Linked DNA regions of Homo sapiens: all the other regions are linked to region 2. A link is a loop called in an ENCODE intact Hi-C map of the cell type or tissue named here. Cell type or tissue: A673. All regions are shown on one strand. Each heading gives the region's core, and the rest is flanking DNA. Links, peaks and the distances in the headings are about the cores only.

The links. Peaks named below come from ENCODE experiments on the same cell type or tissue, not always from the same donor. Only the 100,000 strongest peaks of a DNase experiment are listed, where the experiment ranks them.
Region 1: a loop joins it to region 2, with 2.5 times the contacts of the local background. A loop is called at or near these places in 3 of 110 quality-filtered maps.
Region 3: it touches region 2 in a loop (4-fold over the local background); 6 of 110 quality-filtered maps call a loop at or near these places.

What each region holds. Positions count from the first base shown.
Region 1 is chr12:17,971,221-17,979,655 of GRCh38, reverse strand. No RefSeq gene overlaps it. Among named protein-coding and RNA genes, the nearest start is that of RERGL, 110 kb to the left of the region's middle. In A673, for the core only: a CTCF peak has its summit at 3,242 (motif pointing right); a DNase peak (open chromatin) is centred at 3,245.
Region 2 is chr12:16,936,420-16,944,854 of GRCh38, reverse strand. All of the region lies in intron 3 of LOC105369677 (a long non-coding RNA gene), which reads left to right. Among named protein-coding and RNA genes, the nearest start is that of LMO3, 330 kb to the right of the region's middle. In A673, for the core only: a CTCF peak has its summit at 4,820 (motif pointing left); a DNase peak (open chromatin) is centred at 4,834; H3K27ac peaks cover 510 bases.
Region 3 is chr12:17,987,998-17,996,432 of GRCh38, reverse strand. No RefSeq gene overlaps it. Among named protein-coding and RNA genes, the nearest start is that of RERGL, 98 kb to the left of the region's middle. In A673, for the core only: a CTCF peak has its summit at 4,183 (motif pointing right); a DNase peak (open chromatin) is centred at 4,202.

The DNA of each region.
Region 1 (8,435 bases), core at 241-8,240, 1.0 Mb before region 2:
TCTATTAAAACGTGAGGCCGGGCGCGGTGGCTCAAGCCTGTAATCCCAGCACTTTGGGAGGTCGAGGCGGGCGGATCACGAAGTCAGGAGATTGAGACCATCCTGGCTAACACGGTGAAACCCTGTCTCTACTAAAAATACAAAAAATTAACCGGGCGTGGTGGTGGGCGCCTGTAGTCCCAGCTACTCGGGAGGCTGAGGCAGGAGAACGGCGTGAACCCGGAAGGCGGAGGTTGCAGTGAGCCACGATCGCGCCACTGCACTCCAGCCTGGGCGATAGAGCAAGACTCCGTCTCAAAAAAACAAACAAACGAAAAAAACGTGAAGGCTGGGTGTGGTGGCTTACACCTGTAATCTCAGCACTTTGGGAGGCGGAGGTGGGTGGATTACTTGAGGCCAGGTGTTTGAGACCAGCCTGAGGAACATGGCGAAACCCCGTCTCTACTAAAAATACAAAAATTAGCTGGGCTCTGGGGTGCACGCCTGTAATCCTAGCTGTAGTCCCAGCTATTCGGGAGGCTGAGGCACAAGAATTGCTTGAGCCCGGGAGGCAGAGGTTGCAGTGAGTCGAGATTGTGCCACTGCACTCCAGCCTGGATGAGAGACTGAGATGGCTGTCTCAAAAGAAAGTCAAACACACACCTACTATAAGATGTGTTTTCATTCCTAGATGTTCACCTAAGAGAAATGAAAGTGTACGTACACTGAAATACTTTTATGCAAATGTTCATAGTTGCTTTATTTGTAATAGTCATAAATTGAAAACAAACCAATGAAGAGTTCACACTCTTCATTAAAAATTTACATTTTTAAAAATTGGGATATATCCGTATAATACTACCAAGCAATAAAATGAATGAACTATTTATATACACTATAACATGGGTAAATAGTAAAATAATTATGTAGAGTACAATAAGTCAGGAAAAAGAATATGCTAAATGATTTTATTTATACAAAGGTCTACAAAATGACAACTAGACTGTAGTGATAGAAAGCAGATCCCTTGTTGCTTGGGGATGGGAGAGTAAGGGTAGGAAGGAGTGGGAAGATAGAAGTACAAAGGGTCAAATTGGAAAATGATGGACAGTTTCATCATCTTAACAGTAGTAATGGTTTTAAAGGGCATATATGAGACAAAACTTTTCAAAACATACACCTTAAATATGTGCAGTTTATGGTATGTTTTATTTATTATAAAGGGATATGGGTAAACAGAATTGAAGGAAAACAGCAGTCTATAAGAGAGATTGGATATGGTATCCATGGGCCATGGTGACTTAGTATATTAGTGCTATACTAAGACAACCAATCTGGGGACATGGAAGAACTCCTATTGCAGATATCAGGGGACCTGCGGATATCTTTTGTTTGTGAAAATGGAAGATTGGCTCATAGTGAAGAAACTTCAAATGATTTAACTTCCTTTTTTTTTTTTTGTCATTAGCAAATTGTCTACCTGAGATTTAGAAGTATCCTATTTAAACAAAAATAATTCCCAGAACTTTTAGTAGTTGCCTGGGACCAATTTTATTTCTTAAAAGCAGCCATTCAATAAATAAATACTAATTATATTGCAGATTTATGATTACTTAGATAATATGCAGAAAGATTATTCTTTTACCTGATTTCACAGAATAAAATATACATTTTGTTTTGCTTTCACAATAGAATTTTTGCTTTACATAGAGGTCACTTAGAAAAGGGATTTTAAGCTTTATAATCTGACAGAATGGATTGTTAAAACAAAGAACAAAGAAAATATATTACCCAATGAAAGTTTTCTGTTGTGTTGTAATATAAAGTGTTTTATTTTAGATATATAAATTGTCATAGGCCATGTTAATAAATTTCAAATGATGTAGCTATTTTCTTTGATACATAAGTTTAGAATTTTCTCAAAGCAGTCATATGCTTAGTGTATACAAATTGATTGGCAGCTAAGGTAAAACAATCCTTTCCATCCTCATTTAATTAAAAACTCTGGACCATCTCCTTTTCAATATACTAGGTTTCCAGATTTGTGCTGAATGCTTCTACCTATTTAATCAATATGATGTCAAATACTGAAATATTTGTTTTTTTACCTATGTGTTATTTGTTTACTGTATTCTCAATTTTTTATCTGGATTTTTTGGGTGACAACTACACAGAGCCCAAGGATGGTTAAGACTGAGATTCATAAATCTAACTTTCTTTTTCTTTGTCACAACTGACAGTAACCTTGAGGAAATCATTTAATCTCTTTGTGCCTCCATCACTTCACTATAAAACTTGGATAATGATACTTATCTCACTGGATAAGAAGGAGATGTTAATGTTTGTAAAGACTTAGAGATCTTTAGATAAAGTAAACTAGCCCAGAATTGCTAACATAAAGAAATCATCATTGTTACATTCCTTCCTCTACTAATTTCAAGGTATATGTAAATGGATCATTGCAAGTACTTCATTAATGCTACTTTATTTAAATCAGTCACTGAAAATGTAATATAGTAGATACAGAAGGATTTTGGTGTAATAGATATAAATTGCTCCATTAAAACGAATAAACTTCCTTTTTACCTGCCACTCTTTAGGGACAATATTCTCATATAAATAAATATACTTTTATAGAATATACCTTAGCATCTACCTTACATAGATATAGAGAATCACAACTTTGAATTGTTCTTATTTCTCAATTTCCACTATTTTAAAATTAACTAAATATTAAGTATTGAAATATATAATCATCCAGAATCTTTGAACTATACACTTCATGTTTTCTCGAATTGTACGTTACTTTTATTCAGATGATATCATCTAGTCCAAATAAAGGTGTGTGTGTGTTAAGAAACGTGTCTCAGGAGATAACAATGATAAACTGTACAGAGCTTCTACACTCAATGATGCTACATTATGGTGAAAAACACAATCACATCTGATACAGATGCTGAGAAGATGTGATAATCTAGTACAAACTAAAAATAAGGAAGCCACAGGAAAAGACTGATTTTGGCCAGGGATCTGAGAAAGCTTTATGACCATGAAGTGAATTTAAGATGGGTCTAGAATAATAAGTGTTTAGGATGGGTTTTGGGGAGGAAAATACAGGACGTCAAAAGATGTCATTTCAGGCAGAGATGACAATTTTAGCTGTCGAGTCAATGGGGATTATAGGATTCAAGAATAGCAGAGGCCAGATGCAGTGCATAATCATGGCAGTGGGTGAATGCAACACTGGCAATGAGCGGCAAGCATAGAATGGCCAGGAGGCGGCAGTAACACACAAGAATATGTGGGGAGGGCTAGTAAATCATTTTGTTATTAGAGGTGAGAGAGATGGGTAGTCAAGGAGAGTGTTACTTGATTAAACATCAGAAATGATCAACAGCAGGTGAGCAGAAGGCTGATGTCAGTCACCATAGTGGAAAATCATGATCCGCTCTCCTGATGTTGCAACAGATCTTCCAAAGGCTGTTGGATATAAGTCAGAAACCTAAGTACTACCAATGGTAAAAGAAAAGTGATGATGGCCCTCCATTAGAGAGAAGGAACACAGAGGGCAGGTGATAAATGGACCTTGCCCGAAGTTTGCCTCATAGAAAGTCTAATGGATGTGAGCACAATTCTGTGGTCATTTCTCTGGTCATGGGTTTGTAATAAGAATAATTATAGTTAAAAGCTGGCAGATCCTCCCACTGGCTCTGTATAATGTAAGAGCTTCACTTCACTGTAGGGAAGGCCAAGTAGAAGCCTGTAAAATTGTACTCACATTCTTGGCTCAAATAAAAAGTCAGAGGCAATATAATATTTCAAGTTGAATGGCAGTGATTAATGTTTTTCTCAAAGATTTAAAGAAATTAGATGTGGTAGTCTCATATCACAATTTAATTCACCAATATGACCTCTGGTTCAGCAAATGACAGAAATCCCTTTTTAACATAACAGTTAGTTTCAATCATAGCTGATACTGGCATCACAGCCACAGTTGATGTAAATTTGATACTAGAACAAATCGACAAAATCTCTAGGACTTACATGCAACTATTGATTCCTTGAATGTATTTTTTCATCACTGTGGTGAAAGAAAAGTAGAACATTGCATTCCTATGGAATGGACAGCAATATACTTTCATTATTTTGCATCATCACTATAATTATATTCTTGCTCTTTGTCACAATACAGTCCAAAAAAACTTCCGATCATCTGCATATTCGGTCAAACCTCAAATTGTTCTCTCACATTGATGACATCATCTTCTTTACATATCAAAACCAGGAAATTGAAATAACTCAGGTAAATAAGACACATGAGCACTATATGGTACAAAATAAATCCTACAAAAATGCAGGGGACTAGCTTATCAGTGAATACTGTAGAAGCACAATGTTCTAGCATGTCCCATCCAAGGTAAAGGACAGTTATTACTCCTGGTAACTCCCATCTCTAAGAAAGATGCATAGTGAATAGCGGGACTCTGAGGAGTTTGAAGACATCAATTCAGCTTTTAGAACAAATTCAGGTTTTAGAACAAAGAGTATCTGTGGTAAAACCAGAGTACCACATGACATTTCTGGCAATTACCAAGGAAAATTCTAAGAATATAGTGTCCCCAGGTTGCTGGTCCAAGGCCATGCCCTCTGTTGCAGATAACTATTCCCCTCATTCAAATGCCAACTTCTGGTATGCAACGCGTCCCTTATAGAGACCTTATATAAATATGTACATATGCATCTATTAAGGGATACAGGCACTGTTTCACAGGAGACTACGAGGCAAAGAAAGTCATATGATTCTGGTATACTATACTTGTAGGGAAAATCACTTATATGAGACGTGGTTTCTGTTACATCCTGGGGACAAGTAAGTGTATATGTAGAAAACAGGGTGTTCACTATGGTCCTCCTTTTCCATGCTCAGTTAGTATAACTATAATGTGACTAAAGCAACAATGCTTGAAAAGAGCATGATAACAAAGGGTCAGCCTCCTTTGGCAATTAAGATCCGGGTTACTCCGCCGAGCAATCAATTTAGGAGAACGGAAATGCTCGTAAAGGATAAGCAACATTTTGAATGAGTCGTATGGCAGTGATAAGTATGTTCTTATACAGCATAAGCAAATCTGTTCAGTGCAAGGAATAAACTACAGAAGACAATTATGATCTCCTTCCCATATCTATTTGGGCTTTACCAAATTATACACACTAACCCATCTCCCAACTGGCTCAGTTTCCCTGCAATTAGACCCATTATGTCTACATGCTGGGAAGGACAAAAGTGCTGAAAATTAACATCCAGCCCAGGAGTAACCCTCAGCCAATGACTAAAGGGAACTGGTGCACAAATATCCCAGGTCCCTCATTCTGTGGGAGAAAAAATAGTGCAGTACAATCTTTGCTGACTCCCAAATTTCTCCAATCTTACTTTCTTATTTTTTACAGGTGTTCCCTGATTTTATCTCCTAATGAAACTTATTATTGTTTTTAGGTTGGCTGCTAGTGTAACAAAAACTACAAATATACACTTAATTATTGAAGGGAATTTGTTACAGGTTAATGGGAAAGTGGTCTTGAGACAACAGTTATATTACAGAAAAACTTCTTTGTAGTTTTGGGTGAGTTTACATGTGATTCCTTTGGTAGAAGTCAGGAGCAGAACCCAGTCTTCTTATTTTTGGGGGAGTATAGGGCTCTTTTTACCATAATACAATGGCTTCCTCTTTGGGGGGCATTAAGCAAAAGAAAAGTAATTTGTATTCACACTAAAATATATCAATCCAAAGATAAAATTATATGACAAGGACCTCACTCATTAATATTCTTGTGTTAAAATTTTTGCTAATTTTCCTTTTGCATTATCTTTGATAGGTTATTCCACTTTAAAATGGAACTTTACTCCTTTACTTATTTTTCCTTACAGTTATGATGCCTAGGTACTTGAGGGTACTGGTGATAAGGTAGTGAACCATAAGGAACACTATCCCTGCCCATTTTAAAGTATAGTGGGGAGACAGATATTAATAAAAAAAAAATCCAGCCAGGCGTGGTGGCTCACGCCTGCAATCCCAGCACTTCGGAAGGCTGAGGCGGGCGGATCACGAGGTCAGGAGATCCAGACCATCCTGGCTAACACGGTGAAACCCCGTCTCTACTAAAATACAAAAGCTTAGCCGGGCGTGGTGGTGGGCGCCTGCAGTCCCAGCTACTCGGGAGGCTGAGGCAGGAGAGTGGCGTGAACCCGGGAGGCGGAGCTTGCAGTGAGCCGAGATCGTGCCACTGCACTCCAGCCTGGGGGACAGAGCGAGACTCTGTCTCAAAAAAAAAAAGAAAAAAAAAGAACAGTAAGTAAGTAAGTAAGTAAATAAATAAATAAATAAATAAATAAATAAATAAATAAATAAAAATTTAAAAAATCCAAACACTTCAATGTGTCTATGAATGTGCTCCTAGAAGCACTGGGAGCATAAACTGAGAAATAAGATCTAGTCACAGGTTTCAGGTAACTCTCTGAGAAAGCACCACTTGGAATGAGGTCTATACGATGAGTCTAATTTACTAACTTGAAGGGAAGTAGAGTCTAGGCATAGAAAAATATGTGTAAGGACACCTTAGCAGAAAAGAGTAGAAAACTTTTGAGTAAGTGCCAGAATGCCTGTGTGAGTGGAATGTGAAGGAAAAGGGGATGCTTGATAACAAATACAGGTGGCGAAATAGGCTAAGATCTTTCAAAGAACTGAAAGCCAAACATAAGTAATGGAGAGGAGAGGGTTGGGGTAAGACCAACAGGTTTGGATTTTACCATGACCAGTTTGGCTAAAATGTAGATACGGAAGTGAAGGCATTGAGAATGGATGACATTGATAAAGAAGCCATTATAGTCTAGATGAGATATGATTTATTGATCCAAAATGATGATATTAAGGAAAGAATGTAATTTTCACGTTTAACGATATTTAGAAGGAAAAATTAATGGGACTTCCTGATAGATATTAAATAGTAGGAATTGACCTGTAGAAGAAGATGAATAGCTCAATACTGTAAGAAACTCTGGAATATAACAATATTTGAGAAAAAACTTATCAATTAAACCCAGGCATATCAGTCCTGAAAAACCCTTGAGAAATCTAAGTAATACTGTGGAGTAAACAGTGACTTGAAATAGCTGTAGTTCAGAAAAGTCTGGCTCAAAATTATAAATCTGGGAAGAATAAGTAAATGCATATATTGTACATGAAGTTCTATGTAAATGAGAAAAATTATAGGGTGAGAAAGCAGATGACTTTAGGATGATCTTCTACTGCCTTCTTGAATCACTCCTTTCCCTTTTTTATGACATATTTTTCTGATTTTCTATCACATTTCAGGCTACTGCCCCTTAGTCTGTTTTTTAAGTTTATTTGATACAACTGCTATTGCTATGGATGATGATGACAAAGGCAAGTATCATAAAAATTATAATATAAATAAGGACAGTTAATATATATGAAAAGGTTACTTTTTATAAAAAAATCAAAGTGTTTATATGAGTTAACAAATTCAGTCCTTATTACTACATATGAGGTAGTCATCTTCATTTTATTCCCACTTCACAAATAGAAAAGATGAGTCATAGTGTGTTTAATAATTTTCCATGACTACAGAGTAGAAAGTGGGAGAGACGCAAAGCCAAACATTTAGTTCCAGAAACTTTACTGTTAATCACTGTGCTGCACCAATGGAATAAGCATTCTTTTTGGGTATACATTAATCATTTAGCAAGATGTAATGAGTGATAAGGCAAATCTCAATAGATTTTTAAAGATTCAAATTATCAAAATTCTCTGGCCATAACAAAATTAGACCAGAAATCCATTTTTAAAAGATACTGTGAACAATAATCAAATATTAGAAATTTTATAACATGCTATAAAATAATCAATGTGTTAAAAAATTACAGGAACATTAGAAAACATTTTGAACTAAATGAAAAAGAAAAATACAATATATCAATGTTTGTGTATGGCAGCTAACATAGTACCTAGAGCGATCTACAGCATTAAATCTTTATATTGAAAAAGAAAAAAACAAGGCCGGGCACGGTGGCTCACAGCTGTAATCCCAGCACTTTGAGAGGCTGAGGCAGGCCAAATCACAAGGTCAAGAGATTGAGACCATCCTGGCCAACATGATGAAACCCTGTCTCTACTAAAAATACAAAAATTAGCTGGGCATGGTGGCATGCGCCTGTAGTCCCAGCTACTCAGGAGGCTGAGGCAGGAGAATCGCTTGAACTCAGGAGGCAGAGGTTGTAGTGAGCCGAGATTGCACCACTGCACTCCAGCCTGGTGACAAAGTGAGACTCTGTCTAAAAAAAAGAAAAAAAGAAAAAAAAATCTAAAATCCATGTTCTAAACCTGCACCTTAAGAAAGTAAAAAAGAAAAAAGAAATAAATACCAAATAAGCAGAGGAA
Region 2 (8,435 bases), core at 354-8,353:
TGATTACATAAATTAGGTTTTTAAATCATTAGAAAATGTACTGCACAAGACAATCCAAATAACTTGTGACCGTAAGTTGCAAAATCAAGTTATTTGTACTTATTTGCATAAGTGTTGCTCTCCCTAGATAAATCTGGCAGTGCTAATATAACCTAAGAATGTTGCATCAAATATAAATATTACAGTCATTTATTCTTATTATTGTGAATAATGTACAGGAAAAATAAACCTGAAAAATATAATTACAAAAAAAACGTTCAAAATTATTTGTGGCTTCAGCTTCTAAATATGGTAGAGTAACAGACTGAATTTATTTTCCCATCTTCAACACCTAGAAAATAAAATAAAATATATCAAATGATAATTTTCAAACGCTGGAAATAAAGAGAATGAGATTGAGAGAAGAAAAACAAATGAGTTGAGCCTTCTTATTGTGCCAGTGTATTGCCTGAAAGCAATTTCCAATCTAAGGGGTGGGAAAGGAGATTCCAAACAGCCCAGGACCCTTTGTGTTGTTGAGATAAAATGGAATTTGGGAAGAGCAAAGTGGCTGTAATTTGTAACAATAATGAAGAATATGTACTGAGAGAGAGAGAGAGAGAAAGAGAGAATGTCCAGAAAGCTTCAGTTTAATCCTTCCCTGGACATTTATTAGAAAAATCATGAATTTACCTAAAGTTGCAAAAGAAAACTACTGGGAAAGGGGGGCTGAACAATTATTATAGTTCACAGAAGCCTATATATTTGTTTGCTCACCAGCCAGAGAGAAAAGACCTATAATACAAGCAGCAGGAGTAGAGATTTTTAAAACGTAATGCATAAGCAGTGGGGCTAAAATAGTCCTAGATTAAAGGGTGCTCTGCATTTGTCATAAAAAACCTTAAGGGCAAGGCTCTAAAGAATGTATTAGATTTCTCATTCCACGACCAAATCAAAAAGTGTTTAAAGGAATACAACAAAATCTATCACCCTGCAATATAAAATACACATCGTACTCATCCAGTAAAAAATCAAATGTTCTATTAAATTGCATAGTTAAAATTTGCTTAAATGTTCTCAATCTAAAACAAAACAAAAAGGGTACTAGGTGAGGTGACATATTTTAACTAACTTCATAGTGGTAATCATTTCACAAAATATATGCATATATTAAATTATCATATTCCCCTTAAAACCATACAATTTGTCAGTTATACTTCAATAACGCTAATTTTTAAAATTCAAGTTTCAATACTACTTTCTGAGCAATTCAAAGAGCAATTAGAAAATCAGTAAGGTACAATAGAATCCAATAACACAATATTCTTGACCAAATAAATTGATATTTATGGAACACTACAGCAATTAGCAGCAGGTATGGATTACATTCAAGTGCAAATGCAACATACACCTAGTCTAAGCAATAAAAGTACCCACAAATTTAAAAGAAAAAAAAAAACTATGCAAAATATATTAGCTGACCCCAGTAAAATTAAACTAGAATCAATAGCAAACAATGTCTGAAAATCAAATATTTAGAAATTAAACAATGTATTTCTAAATAATCCACAGGTCAATAACAAAACCACAAGGGAAATGAGACAATACAATTGAATATAAATGAGTGCATAACATACTAATTATTGTGAGATGAAGGTAGAGCAGTTCGAAAGGGTACTTTATAGCAGACAAAGCAAGAAAGTTCTCAAATTATTGGTGTATGATTTGACTTTTAAAGACTAGAGAAAAAGGCTGGGTGCGGTGGCTCACGCCTGTAATCCCAACACTTTGGGAGGCGGAGGCAGGTGGATCACAAGGTCAAGAGTTCAAGATCAGCCTGGCCAAGATGGTGAAACCCCATTTCTACTAAAAATACAAAAATTAGCAAGGTGTGGTGGCGGGTACCTGTAATCCCAGCTACTCAGCAGGCTGAGGCAGAGAATTGCTTGAACCCGGGAGGCAGAAGTTGTAATGAGCTGAGATTGTGCTACTGCACTCCAGCCTGGGTGACAGAGCAAGACTCCATCTCAATTAAAAAAAAAAAAAAAAAAGACTAGAGAAAAAGAATAATTAAATAAAAAAACAATTAAAACAGTGAGAATAAATCAAATAGAAAACAGAAAAATAAGCCCAGGAAGCTCAAAATTGCTCTTTTTAAAGTTCAATAAAATTGCTAAATATCAAGTAGGATGGCCCCCTCCATATACATGCTGTTCAAACTTGCTGATGCCAGAATGTCCACACTTATCAGGAGTACTTTCTGCACAAACCATCAATATCTACCATGAAGAAACAGCTAAACTGTTGAGAAGAAATAAAGGGAAGACACAGATGACCAATCAGAATTTTAAAATAAAACAACAGTGCAGAACCCACAATATTTAAATGGTGAGAGAATATTATGAGCGATTTACTCAAATCAAGCAAACCACCAAAGCTCACTCATTAAAGAGCAACAAAAAAAACTAAATATTCCTATATTTAAAAGTAATTACATTTGCAGCAAAACTTTTCACAAAGAAACTCTAAGCCCATAAGATTGTAGTGGTAAATTCTAGCAAACACTTAAAAAAATACAAGTCTAGACAAGCTCTTCTGGAAAATAAAACAAGAGGGTACACATCTCTACTCCTTGTATGATGGAGTATTAATAAGATGCTTAGAATGGTTATTGCAACAAAATTACAAATAAATTACAAATATCTCTAAACATGGATTCAAAAATAATATCTCAAATTTAGCTTATTGAAGTTAGCCACATAAAAAGGTAACACATCATAACCAGGTTGAATTTGTCCTGGGAATACAAGGTGGTTTAACATTCATAAATCAATCATTGTAATTCACTCTAGTAAGAGACTAAAATATAAAAATATATAAGCATCACAATAGATTCAGAATAGATTTGTAAATGGCAATTATCAAAATTCAACACACATATTTTTGAAAAAGAAAACATTTCTTATCCAACTACATAAAGCACAACTCTATAACTTTCATCACATGTACAGGTGAATAACTAATTATTTTTCCCTAAGATCTTAAATACAGCACAATAATATCCATTATTCCCACTTCTAGAAAATATTTTAGTGGAAATCCTCATCAGAAAAATAAGAGAAAAGAAGAAAAAAGTAAAACTATAAGAAGGAAATAAAATATCTTGATTCAGATTATGAGACTGACGCGCTGCTGGCTGCACTAATAGGGCTCGTAAAATATCTTGATTGAAATGACTGACTAGACGTAGCCACAATACATCTCTTCCAGAGAGAGCAACCAAAATATCAAGTATACCTCACACTTTGAACAGATCTTTTGAGCAAAAGCATTGAAATCTGATAGGTAATGAAAGACACTGGAGATATACCTAATGTAAATGACGAGTTAATGGGTGCAGCACACCAACATGGCACATGTATACATATGTAACAAAACTGCAAGTTGTGCACATGTACCCTAGAACTTAAAGTATTTAAAAAAAAAAAAAAGAAATTGTGGTTGAAAAGGGAGGAAGAAGGGCAGCCTGTTTGGAGTCTTCAGGTGCCAGACTGGCCCCCAGACCAGGACTGGACCCAGGGTACAGATAAATGAAGAAATCCAGGGAACTACATTTCCACCGTGGACCTCTGAGATCATAGCTACAGGAGTTCCCATGAACCCTGCAGACCTCTGGACTGGCAAGAGGAGCTGCCTGGAGAACACACAGAGGTACTGCTTGAACTTGGTGGAGCCTAGAAGGCTTGGCTGTGAGAGGCAGCTGCAACAAAAGATGACTCTGGGCACTCATCCCCCAAGGCCCTACATCCTGCAATGAGTGGTTGCAGCTCATGCTGTTTTCCTTGCCAGAAAAGAGTGGGTCCAGGCATGCTCAGATGCCCCAGAAAGGACCTATAGCCATTGCCATGGGACCAAGGTGCATATGAACCAGGCACACCTTTCCCTGCCAACCCCTACCAAGGCTGCCTGCCTGGCTGTTCCCAGGGGAGTGGGGGCACCGAATTCCCTTCATTGTCCCATCTGAGTGGCCTGGGAGCAGCTTCCCCCTATCAAAGCTGGTGCTTGACCCCAATGGACAAGAGGACAAAATCGCTGGCCCAGTCCCAGTTCCTTAGGACTGGAGCACACCATCCAGGGGTATAGAGATGAGATTTATGGCCTAATCTTCAGCAAAGAAGGAGTTCCCACTGTTAGGACACAGAGAATAGTGTGACATGGGTTTGTGTGGTGGTATGGGAGCTGGGCGCCCTTCCATTAGTGAGATCAGACTGGGGACGATGTGGCTTGATAGTCCTTGTTTCTCCCCCAGGGAGTCCCATAGTCCAGAATGCCTGAAGTGGCTTAGTGATCTGGGTGTAGACAGTTTGGGACAAATCTAGCTGGTTGGGCCTGTTGCTGGGGCCAGAGGCTTGGAGAGAGACCCCTGGGTACAGGAACTGAGCTTATCACACTTCGTGGTCACCATTTAGGTTAAAAATCCCCAGGTTGCCACTCCTCCACTAAGTTAGATATGTGGCAAAGGAATAGCAACTTTGCCTCTCCTAGGAGGGTTGTTCCAGTCACCTGAAAGCTGCCGCTAAACTCCCAGCAAGATCAGTGCTTTCACCAGCCTTGGAGAGCCTAGTCATGAGCTTGTCCAACCCAGCCCCACCCAATTTGGCCCGATTCAGTCACCATGGTGGCAGAGTGTGAAACAGTAACCCTGGGATCCTCAGGTCCTACCCATTGCCAGGAACACCCAGGTACTTCCGGTAATCAACAAAGGCCAAGTAAATATTCCAATGCCAATATTGCAATTGCCTCTTGCCTGCAAGCACCACCTTGTGGCTGAGACGTTAACCTGCAGAGTCTGTCACAACTTCTGACGTATTTGTACAGCACTCAGCCAGCTCTCACCCACAATTGCCACCTACTGTCCAGTAGCATGTACTGCACAACCAAATATAATTTTTGCTGACAGAGAAAACGCTGGGAAAGGACACAAGCCTCCAGAGACCTCCACTACCTTTTTCCTGTAAAAGACAGTGAGCCTGACCACAAGTGCACCCCATCACTACTACAGCCACAAACAATTAACATTTAAGAAAGCCACTACACTATAGCTCTCTACAACCAAGGAATTCCAACAGACCCTTCTGGAGGATAAGGGTCTGTAGGAATTCCTAGAAGCAAAGCCAAAAGACCCTTTGCAGCATACACAATAGTTACATCCTCAAGGGTTGGGGAAGTGAATCCCACTCAAACAAAAATAAATTAAAAAATAAGAAGTAACGGTTTCTACAGGTGAGAAGAGACCAGCACAAGAATTCCAGCACCATGAAGAAACAAAATGTTGTGACACGCACAAACAACCACACTAGTTCTCTATTAATGGATGATAACCAAAATGAAAACTTTGAAATGACACATAAAGAATTGAAAATATGGATTGTAAGGAGCTCAAAGAGAACCAAGAGAAAGTTGAAAATCATCACAAAGAAATCAGAAGAGTAATGCAGGAGATGAAAGATGAGATAGCTATATTAAAAAATAGACCAAACAGAACTTTTAAAAATAAAAAATTCACTGAAGAAATTTCAAACACAGTTGAAAGCTTTAACAACAGACTAGACCAAGCAGAGGAAAGAATTTCAAAGGCTGTAGCCCAGAATTTAAAGTTAACCCCATCATACAAAAATGAAGACAAATAATTTTTTAAATGAACAAAGCTTTTGAAAAATTTGAGATTATGCTAATGGATCAAACTTATAACTCACTGGCATTTCTGAGAAAGAAGAAGGAAATGTGGAAAAGATATTTGGGGAAATAATTTAGAAAATATCCCTAATCTTGCTAGAGAGGTAGACATTCAGATATAAGAAATTTGGAGAACACCTGTAAGATACTATACAAAATTAGCATCACCAAGGCATATAGTTATCAGATTATCTAAGTTCTATGCTAAAGAAAAAAATCCTAAAGGCACCTAAGGAAAAAGACCAAATCACTGAGGAAGGTAATCCCATCAGACTAATAGTAAACTTCTCAGCAGAAACTTTTTCAAGACAGAAGAGATTGGGGGCCTATTTTTAGCCTTCTTTAAAAAAAAATTGCCAGACGAGAATTTTGCATCCTGCAAAACTAAGCTTCATAAATAAAGGAGAAATAAAATCTTTCCCAGAAAAACAAACCTAAAGGAAATGAAAGCACAATACTTCTGTTACCATAAAAAGCATATGTAAGCACATGTAAGTAAAAAGTTAACAGATTCTATAAAGCAATTATGCAATTGAAACTACAAAGCAACTAGCTAACAGCACTAGGACAGGAACAAAACCTCACATGTCAATATCAACTTTGAATGTAAATGGACAGAATACTTCATTTAAAGAATATACTATGGCAAATTGGATTTAATATATAAGACCCAATCAGGAGTTCGAGACCAGCCTGGCCAACATGGTGAAACCCCATCTCTATTAAAAATATAAGAATTAGCCAGGCGTGGTGAAGTGCATCTGTAGTCCCAGCTACTCAGGAGGCTGAGGCAGGAGAATTGCTTGAACCCGGTAGGCGGAGGTTGAGGTGAGCTGAGACCGTGCCACTGCACTCAATCCTGGGTGACAGAGCGAGACTCTATCTCAAAAATAATAATAATAATAATAATAATAATAATATACATATATGACCCAATCATCTGTTGCTCTCAAGAGACTCACCTAACCTGTAATGACACTCACATACTTAAAGAGACAGAGAAATACATGTCACACAAATGGAAACCAAAAAACAGCAGGGGTTGCTATTACTGTATCAGATAAAACAGACATTAAACGAACAACAGTTTTAAAAAAGACAAAAAGGGCATTATATTATGATAAAGACTTCAAGTCAACAAGATTTAACTATTTTAAATACATACACACTCAACACCAGAGCACCCACATTTATAAAACAGTTTCTACTGGACCTACAGAAAGAGGCAGGCAGCTATACAATAATAATGGGAGATTTCAACACCCTACTGACAACACTAGACAGATGATTGAGGCAGAAAACTAGCAAAGAAGCTTTGGGTTCAAATTGGACTTTTGACCAAATGGACCTTAGGCATCTACAGCACATTTCACCCAATGATGGCAGAATACATGTTCTTTACATCTATGCATGGAACATTCTCCAAAATTGACCATATGCTTGATCATTAACAAAGTCTCAATAAATTCCAAAATCAAAATCATATCAAGCATCTTCTCAGACCGCAGTGGAATAAAATTAGAAATAAACCCAAAAAGGAGCTCTGAAAACCACACAAATACATGGAAACTAAACAACCTGCCCCAGAATGACTTTGGGTAAACAACAAAATTAACGCAGAAATCAAAAACAAATTTTGAAATAAATGAAAGTAGAGGCACAGCACACCAAAACTTCTGGGATACAGCACAAATAGTGTTAAGAGGAAAGCTTACAGTGCTAAATGCCTATATCAAAATCAGAAAGGCCTCTTATTAACAACTTGATGTTGCACTTTAAGGAACTATGAAAACAAGAACAAACCAAACCAAAAGCTAGCAAAAGAAATGAGATAACAAAGATCAGAGCTAAACTAAATGAAATTGAGGCAAAAACGTCATGCAAAGGATTGATGAAACAAAAAGCAGGTTATTTGAAAGAATAAATAGAACTGATGATCTGCTAGCTAGATGAACCAAGAAAATAAGAGACTGGTTGGGTGCGATGGCTCATTCCTGTAACCCTAGCACTTTGGGAGACTGAGGCAGGAAGATCACTTGAGCTCAGGAGTTCGAGCCCAGCCTGGGCAACATGTTGAAACCCCATCTCTATAAAAAATACAAAAAAAAAAAAATAGCCAGGTCCAGTAGTGCATGCCTGTAACCTCAGCTACTTGGGCAGGTGAGACAGGAGGATTGCTTAAACTCAGGAGGTCAAGGCTGCAATGACCTGAGATCACACCACTGCACTCAAGCCTGGGTGACAAAGTGAGACCATGTCTCAAAAAAAAAAAAAAGAGAGAGAGAGAATTCAAATAAGCACAATCAGAAATGATAAAGGTGATGTGACAAATGATACCACAGAAATACAAAAGATCTTCAGAGACTACTGTGAACATCTCTATGAGCACAAGCTAGAAAACCTAGAGAAAATAGACACATTCTTGGAAACATGTAATTGCTCCTTATTGAACCAGGAGTACACTGAAATACCAAATGGACTGAATTAAGATTTATGAAATTAAATCAGCAATAAAAAAACCTATCAACCAAAAAATCTAAGACCAGATGGATTCACAGTCAAATCTACCATACATACTACGAATCTTACTGAACCAATTCCAAAAAATCAAGGAGGACAGATACTCATTTTATGAAATCAGTATCATCCTGATACCAAAACCTGATAAGAACATAACAACAAAAAATACTACAAGCCAATATCTCTGATGGACATAGATG
Region 3 (8,435 bases), core at 241-8,240, 1.1 Mb before region 2:
ATCACATTCTGTAAGAAAGGCTAATATTCTTCTTGAGAAGTTAGGGGACACATTTGAACATATTTTCTATAAGATATAAATATGTTTTACATATTTTTATGCTAATTTTGCATATGATAAGATTTTATTGTTTCTTAAATACTGTATTTCTGATTATGTCAAACCTTGATTTTCTACTTATACCTTGAAAATCAAGTCTGTCAGACATATTCTGGCCTTATCTGGTAATCTATTCTTTATTTACCCATTGGCTCCCTATTACTCTTGTAGTTTCAGGAACCTCATTCTATTAAATTATTTGTTTTCCAATTTAAGACAACACCACTGAATTAGAGAATATTTGAGATGGAATGCACTAGTCTCCTCCATCCTGGATATAGACTCACACTAGGGGACACTAGTATACTTATGCCCACTGGTTTTCCAGAAATTTATTAATTATTCTCACGATTGAATTGTCTTCTCTTTTCCTTCATTCAATCCTATTCATTTCCCAACTGTTGCTCTTCTCATTCAGATGAGAATACTGTTTATTTATTCTGTTTATTTATTGAATACTGTTTATTTATGATTATCTCAAATTTGACTTCACGTCTTGATGCTTCAGCATCTGATTTCAAGATCTCATTTAACTTTTTCCATAATACATTTCTCTTAATCTAATTCTTTGGAACTCTCAACCCACTATTGTCAACTTCTAAGTAAACCAACTAGCTTGTCCAGTCTCTGATGAGAGGAGACTTTCAGCCTAAGAAAACATATCACTAATTCTCATTGTTGGAGGGGGAAACTGAACACCAGAGATGAAGCACCTTAATTAAAGTGAGGTTAGAGTCAAGACATAGTCAAATCTTTGGTTTTCTGACCTTTTTTTTCTCCAATCACGCTCCTCTAGGAGAGTAATCTTTAGTGTTACTATCATCAAAATGTATAATATTAAAATACTCCACCACTAAGAATGCATCTATCTCACGACCAGCCTGGCCAACATAGTGAAACCCCATGTCTACTAAAAATACAAAAAACTAGCTGGGCATGGTGGTGGGCACCTGTAATCCCAGCTACTTGGGAGGCTGAGGCAGGAGAATTGCTTGAACCCAGGAGGTGGAGGTTGCAGTGAGCCGAGATCGCACCATTGCACACCAGCCTGGGCAACAGAGTGAGACTTCATCTCAAAAGAAAAGAAAAGAAAAGAAAAAGAATGTATCTATCCATCTATCTAGCAAAAGTAAATACGGTAGCCACAAACGTGAATGTGTAATCTTTGACTAATATGGTTTGCTCTCAACAAGAAGGATATACATTCCTTTATTATTCTGCTGTACTGTTCTGGTTTCTGGGTAAGGTTCAGCCATCTAAATCCCTGATCACATTTCAGCAAACATTCTTGCCCTCACATGCCATCTAATAATAATGTTTATAACTCAGAAAGCAATATTCAACTCTAATCAGGGAGAATAGTAATGACATGTCCTAAAATTGTTGTGTATACACACTTATATAATGGAATAAAATAGTTATTCTATATATACGAATACATGATTCTCTGGCTATTTCAACTATGCTTTTATGCAACACTTAAATCAACTCTTTTTTTTCTGTTTAACAACTTCACTAATTTGAAATATAACTGAGAAAAAGAAATTCAATAATGAAATATTTCAAATATATTTAACAAGTAGTGAACAGAAGAGTGTGCTGTTGTCTTTCTCACCAATCCTATTCTTTAGCTGACCTTACTGTCAGTGGGTAGGTGCCTTTAATTTGAACAATAGGTATATTGTATATTAAATAGAGGGCAGAAAATGAGCAGAGTTAGAAACTGGTAAGAATTTCTCTTTTTGTGATTTGTGGACATAAGAGAGACAGACACAAATAGATAAAAAGTATGATCAATATTAGAGATAACCACTAGTTAAGCCAAAGAAACCGCTGTTGTGCTCTAAAATAGCTTCAAATTGTTTAAGCCTAAAAACTAATTCAAGCTCCAAACTTACATAAATGAGAATCAGGCTGAAAAGTCTGAGCAACCACAAAAGCTAGCATACTCTTCAACACACCCTTCAGATGTGGCTGAGAAGAAAAAGACAACAGAGAATCCATTAGCTGGAGGAGCAGGGGGCTCTGGAAATGTTTACCAGAGATCAGACTCAGGTCTAATAAAACAACTTTCTCCAATCTAAGGGAAGAAGGCCTGGTTTTTGTATGTTGGAGATTGGAGAAGGAGAGACAATTTGTCTTTTTAATGTGTTTGCCATTGGACTTGCTTCTGAACATCATGGAGAAATCTACACAAAACCAAGTGATTCTGGACTTTAAGCTGGATAGGACTTCAGGTTTTCTCCTTACAAAAGAGTGTCAGCATATTCTACGCATAGCAAGAAATGTGCAAATGGATATTTGATTACCAGTAGGCAAACTAAGGCAGAGAATGTTAGCTGTCACCATATTTTTTTTCCTCCATGGTCCTATTTCTACCCTGCCTGTGGTCATGGGACTGAATTTTGGCTCAGTTCTAGCGGAAATGCTATAACACTTGCAGGCCATTTTCGTTTCTCTGATTGATTGGAATGAGTGATGTTTGGGAACCATGGAAGTTGCATGTTGAAGATAAAAAGGTGTTAGCCTGGCTTCCCAAAGGACTATGTAAAGGACATCATTAATCTAAAGTGTTATTTAATAAAAAACAAAACTGTTTGGTATTTAACCACCTGTTATTTTGCAGTCCACTTGATATTGTAACATATTGAGGACCCATTGTCCTATTTTTTTGGCAAAAAATGGGGCTTTTGCCTCTAATATAGTACCATGATCTATGGGATTAAAATCAATGTCAAATGTGGTCATATCTTATTAAAACATTGTAGATTATTTGCTTAGAAAAATACCAAAATTTTTCTTCTCTGTTTCCATTAAAATGTAAGAAAATAATATAGTTTTTGAAGCAGGAGCTCTTTAAGAATTCAAAGAACTTGGAAAACAAGCCATTTCCCACAGTTTTAGGCTTAACGGGGATATAGAACATTTCAATATTTCTAATTAAACCGACAGAGTAGGTGATGATAACATCTGTTTTTCTGTAATAAAACCTATTGATGTTGCTGACCTGAATGTTTCTTATCTGCAATAGACAACAAATGAAGATAAGCCAAGTTTAAAAGGAAGAAAATGGAGAAAATGTCACCACCAAATAGCTAGTTTTATAAGTTTAAGATTAATTACTCCCCTAGATTTTTTTCAAGAAACTTTTATTTAACAAACATTAGTTCAATGAATCAATAGGAATATTTCAGAGTGTTCAAGAGATATTTGAATACAGATAAGAAATGTGCTACAGTTGTCTCTTGTATCTCTCAAAAACATATTCTGGTAAAAGATTTAGTCTCCTCAATTGAACCCAATTTTTAAGTCGCAAGTAAATGGAAATTTTAACCCATTTGTACCCACTCGAACATTTTTCAACTTTTGTTTTTGGTGTGTTCGTCAAAGACAGGGAAAAATAAAAATAAAAAGCTTAGAGGAATAACTAGATAACACTGCTAATCATACATGCAGTAATTGAAATGGAGCCACTTTCTGTCTAACCCTCAAAAACCGACCAAAAAAGTACACCCTTAAGAAATAAATCTAGCTCTAATAAACAAAGTGGTTTGCAATGTTTGAAATTAAAGAAGCTTTTTTTTAAAATACAGAAACAAATGTTTCATAAAAATCAGTCTTGTTTCTAATCAGAGGATTGAATCTGTAATCATCGCCAACTCCTGCAGTTTGACTATAAGATGAAGGCAGTGTCAACAGATGTGTCTAAGCAAAACAAACACACGAAGAGCTAGTCCTTTTAAACATCTCAGAAGTAAATTAAGCATGAAAAACATAATGCTAACTTAACTTGTAATTGTGACAATCAGAACCAAAAATTATATCCAGGCTGGGCAAGCAGCACGTGCTCTTCCGTCTCTGTAATGATGCTGTTTATTTTCTCATTTTTATATTTTTTTCCCACTAAAGCAAATATTTCATATAGCGTTTGTATTCTTTTTATTACTATCAGGTTTGCATTCGGTTTCCACAATATTTAATTTCTACACAAGATTGTCTTGTCTTTTGACCTTTTGGGATGGATTGCAAGTAAAAACAGTGTTTGAAATGGGTAATTTATGCAAAAAATGAGGAATATGGAGGTCGGCCACTAGGGGGAGAGCAAATACAGTTCTGTGATAGCTGGAGAAAGGGAACTAACATGTTATTGAGTCTACTTTCTGTGGTCCTTGAGGTTTGCCATTTTTACATATGTTATTAATAATTATGAAATTCTTACAATAGCTTTGAGGGTAGGAGTCATTTACCCTATTTAAGGCTAACTAGCTTTTATGATGCTCCAGAATGTTGTGATTAGTGCAGCAGAAAGAGTTAGCAAATGCTGGAGCTTAAATTCCAATCCAGGCATATATTCTTACTCCCTAGCCAGAGTTGCTGGTATTTTCTGATAATAGCAGGGAGAAATTGAAAAACATGATGACAACAGTGGGGGAAAAAAAGAGTTCTTGTTATTTCCATTGTTTTCTGACACCTCCTCCCCAACACACGCATGTAAACATCTGCACACACATGTACTTGCACACGCCCACACTAAGACCAGTGATTCTCTGTGTGAGTGAGACCCACCAGAAATGGGCAGGGAGGAAATCACTAGAGGTGGGATCAGGAGTAGTAACCTGCAAGCCACTGGCCAGAGTCTTCCATTGTGAGTGATCCCCTGATAGAAATGGGGTCAACATTGAAAGTCAGAGCAGACAGGAGCAGAGGTGAGAAGACATGCTCAATTTTCTGCAATTGTGAGAGAAGCAGAGATATTTTTGACAGTTGAGGATTTGGATACATTTAGCTTCCATTACGCCTTAGATATTTTTAATGTTTGTGGTTTTGTTATAATCTTGCTTTAACAATGTCTATAAATGTGTAGTTTTAAGTTGTTTAAAATGTTATCTTTTTCAAGTTATGTTGGGTGAAATTCAATGTTAAATGAGGTGGTATATCAAATTATTGTCACCTTGTAACAAAGCTTGATGGATAAAGGTCAATTTGCTATGGAAATGTTCTAAACATTTTCTCTATTAGAATACCAGGTTTTCTTTCAGTCTTCATGTAGGAAAGAGATAAGGATACATCTGACATCTTACATTTGACAATAGCTAACTTATTTTTCCCTAGGTTGTGCCACGTTAGATTACAGAAAGTTTTCTAGTTACTGATTATAACTGGAATTATTTTTATTAGGCATAAATTAATTTTAAAAAACTAATTTGAGTGTAGTTTCTTTAGACTTCAGAGTAACCTGACAGCCATCTGAAAGTTAAAGAAATTAAAAAAAAAAACCTGATATCTTGTATGTTAAAAAGAGAACATCTGCTTCCAGAGAATGCATTTGTGATACCACTATTATAGAGTATTATAGAGACAAAGGTTTAAAAAGTATGTAGCATTTCCAATACAATAATACTCTTCTTAACTGTGTAAGAGAAAAGTTTAATTAAATAAGAAATAATAATTAAATAAGAATTAATAGATAAAGAATGTTTTTGCTGTTTTCTTATTGTCTTTCTAGACATCTGGAATGTTGCAGATCAAATTCTGTTACAAAAAATGCTAAGAAAGTGTATTATCTGCTATCAGAATGCACACATACACATTTTTTAAAACAAAGCAAAAGATAACCACCAGCTGATTTCGAGCTTCCTTATTTCAAAAAATATTTAATGTAAAAATAATTTCAGTACAGCAAGATTTTGCAAACAATCTATATTATTCACTGTATAAGGGTCAATAAGCGTAACTCCAGTTCTATATCCTTTCTTCATTTGCTGTTGTATAATAGTGCTGATGCTTAAATATAGTATAACCTTATTTTCTTTTTAATTTGGAGATGTATTGATGTTCCTGTGATAATCACATCTCAATAATCACAAAGCCATGATTGACTACTGCTAGATGCCTTTGGCATATTAGGTAGATTATCTTGCTCAGCATCTGTTCCACTTCCTAGTGTTCTGCCTTATGTACTATACAGATAAAAAGCTACAGACTGCATTTCCAGGACTACCTTGCAGCAAGAGTTCTGGATGTGTTTTGGTCCTATTAATCAGGTATACTCATATAAGATTTGAATTCAGAACTAACCTAAGTAGAGAATGGTGCCTAACGTCAGTTTGGCTAGTGAAGTGTAGCTGTGGAACTATTTATCCTGGTGGAGCGTCTTTATTTTTGGATCACAGCCCACAGTGTCTTCTCCATACTGGCAACAGTAGTGGTGGTTTTCTGATCTCCAGATTCCAGCTGAGTTTGCGTGATCATAAAGTCAGAATGTGGGAGAGCAGCATCCTGCTTTAGTTTCCTGATTTTGTCAGAGGCAGAGTAGTGGTCAATTCTGTGATGTGATTTTGAAATTATTCAAGTAGGCCCAATCAACAGTCTCCTTTTCCGGAACTTCCAATGATCTTGTTAGCACTTCGTTTCTTCTATCAAATAACTTTCTGCATCCAATAGAGCAGGTTCTGTTAGCTGCAAACAAACCCCAGTTGGTATTGGCACTTTCACAACAAAAAGGTTAAGTGATAAAATGAGAAAAAATCTGAAAAGAACTTCTGAAGTCTTTTGCACAAATTACATGTCAGAATAGAGTATCAGTTAAAATTGATAGAGAGTGAGAGAAAGAGAGAGAGAGAGAGAGACAGAGAGGATACATAGATTACTTCATCCCAAGAAAAATGCTGCATCTGGGGACTAGAACAGAGTAAGGAATTTGAAAGGATTTAGGAGGTAAATCTGAATCTACTCAAAGGCAAGCATTGTTTGGTCTCTGCAGTCTAATTTCAGTTATCTAGGAAAGCAAACTCTCTGCCTACTTATCACCTGTTTTTGAAAGTAAAAAAAGACCCTGTAATATTTCTCTCCACAAAAGAATGAGTATTTTTCTAATCAGTACTTTTTTGTTTTGTTAAGATAAATCTGCAAAGCATTAGTCTAAAGTTATTGTTTTTTAAATCTTAGGATCACAGATTTGGGAATTCCCTCAGGTGGTCTCTGACAATCTGAAATTAAAGGCAATATGTTGCATATGTAAATATGAAAAATTTTCAAGTGAGTAGGTAATATCCTAATGTAGGTGATCTCTAGACACTCAAAAGGTCTCATGGTCAGAAGAAGACTGAGAACCAAACGGGATTCTGGAGACCACGCATAAAAACCCTATTCTCTACATTATAGTCATACTTCCTACGTACAAGTGAAAATTTCTGTGTTCATATGGTATTGCATTTAATTTTTATTATAATTTTGTATAAAGCATTCGTAATCATTGGATTTTCACAATAACCTTATGGCACAAGTATTTTATTTCTATTCTATGTCCAGTTTAAGTTAGAAGGCCAAATATTTGCATTTATTTAGTTGTTACTCAGTAGAGCCAGATTTGAAATTATAACAGTCATTGATTTACTCAAATATAAACATGACTTAAATTTGTGGAAACCTATAGAATTATTTTCTGTGATTTGCCATAACTGGTTGTAATTATTTTTAAAAAATTTCAATCAATAAAATAATTGCCTGATAGCCTAATGTGGGTGAATCTCATAATGTTGAGTGAAAACAGAGAAGCATAGTATATAATTTTATTTATGTAAATTTCAAAACAAATCTACAATGTTTCCTTTGAAATGAAGGTGGCTGGTCATATTTAGCAGGGGCTTAAGAGGGCTTCCGTGGCATCAGTAATGTTTTAATCTTTACCTGTTTTTTGCTAAATGGCTTTGTTCTTTTTAATGATGATTTATTTCACTGTGCATTAATGATTTATACATTTTTTATTTGTTTGTGTTGTACTTCAATGAGATTTATTTTTCAAATTCCTAAATAAGAAAGTTATTTTTATTTAGATGCTCCAAACATTATCCTCAAACACTACATTTATATTAACTACTTGGTCAAGCTCTGTGGTTTCCCCTTTCTTTCACGATGTTTTTCTTTCTACCTTAAATCCCTTTAATATTCTTCCTGGAAGGATCATTTATGTTTAATTACTTTTGAGGTCACACCTACTATTCTAAGAAAAGAAGTCCCTTAAGACATTTGATCTGGGCATTTGTTAAAGGAAGCCTATGGGCCTGCTTATAGGCCAGGTAGAATGTGGGAGGTAACAGTATTCTGAATTGATCTTTCATTTATTTGATCTTTTATTCATTTGGCATTTGATCTTTCATTTATTTGGCATCATCCCCATCATTTCCAAGGCTTAAAAATTCTATAAAATTGATTTTATACTTCTGTGTTCAGACTTTTTTTTGTCACATACCTGGGATCCAAGAAGAGACTTACCTAGTAAATTTTATCCTGACATTTTCTACTACTTTGTAGGCTGACTATGCAAGATTGGGATT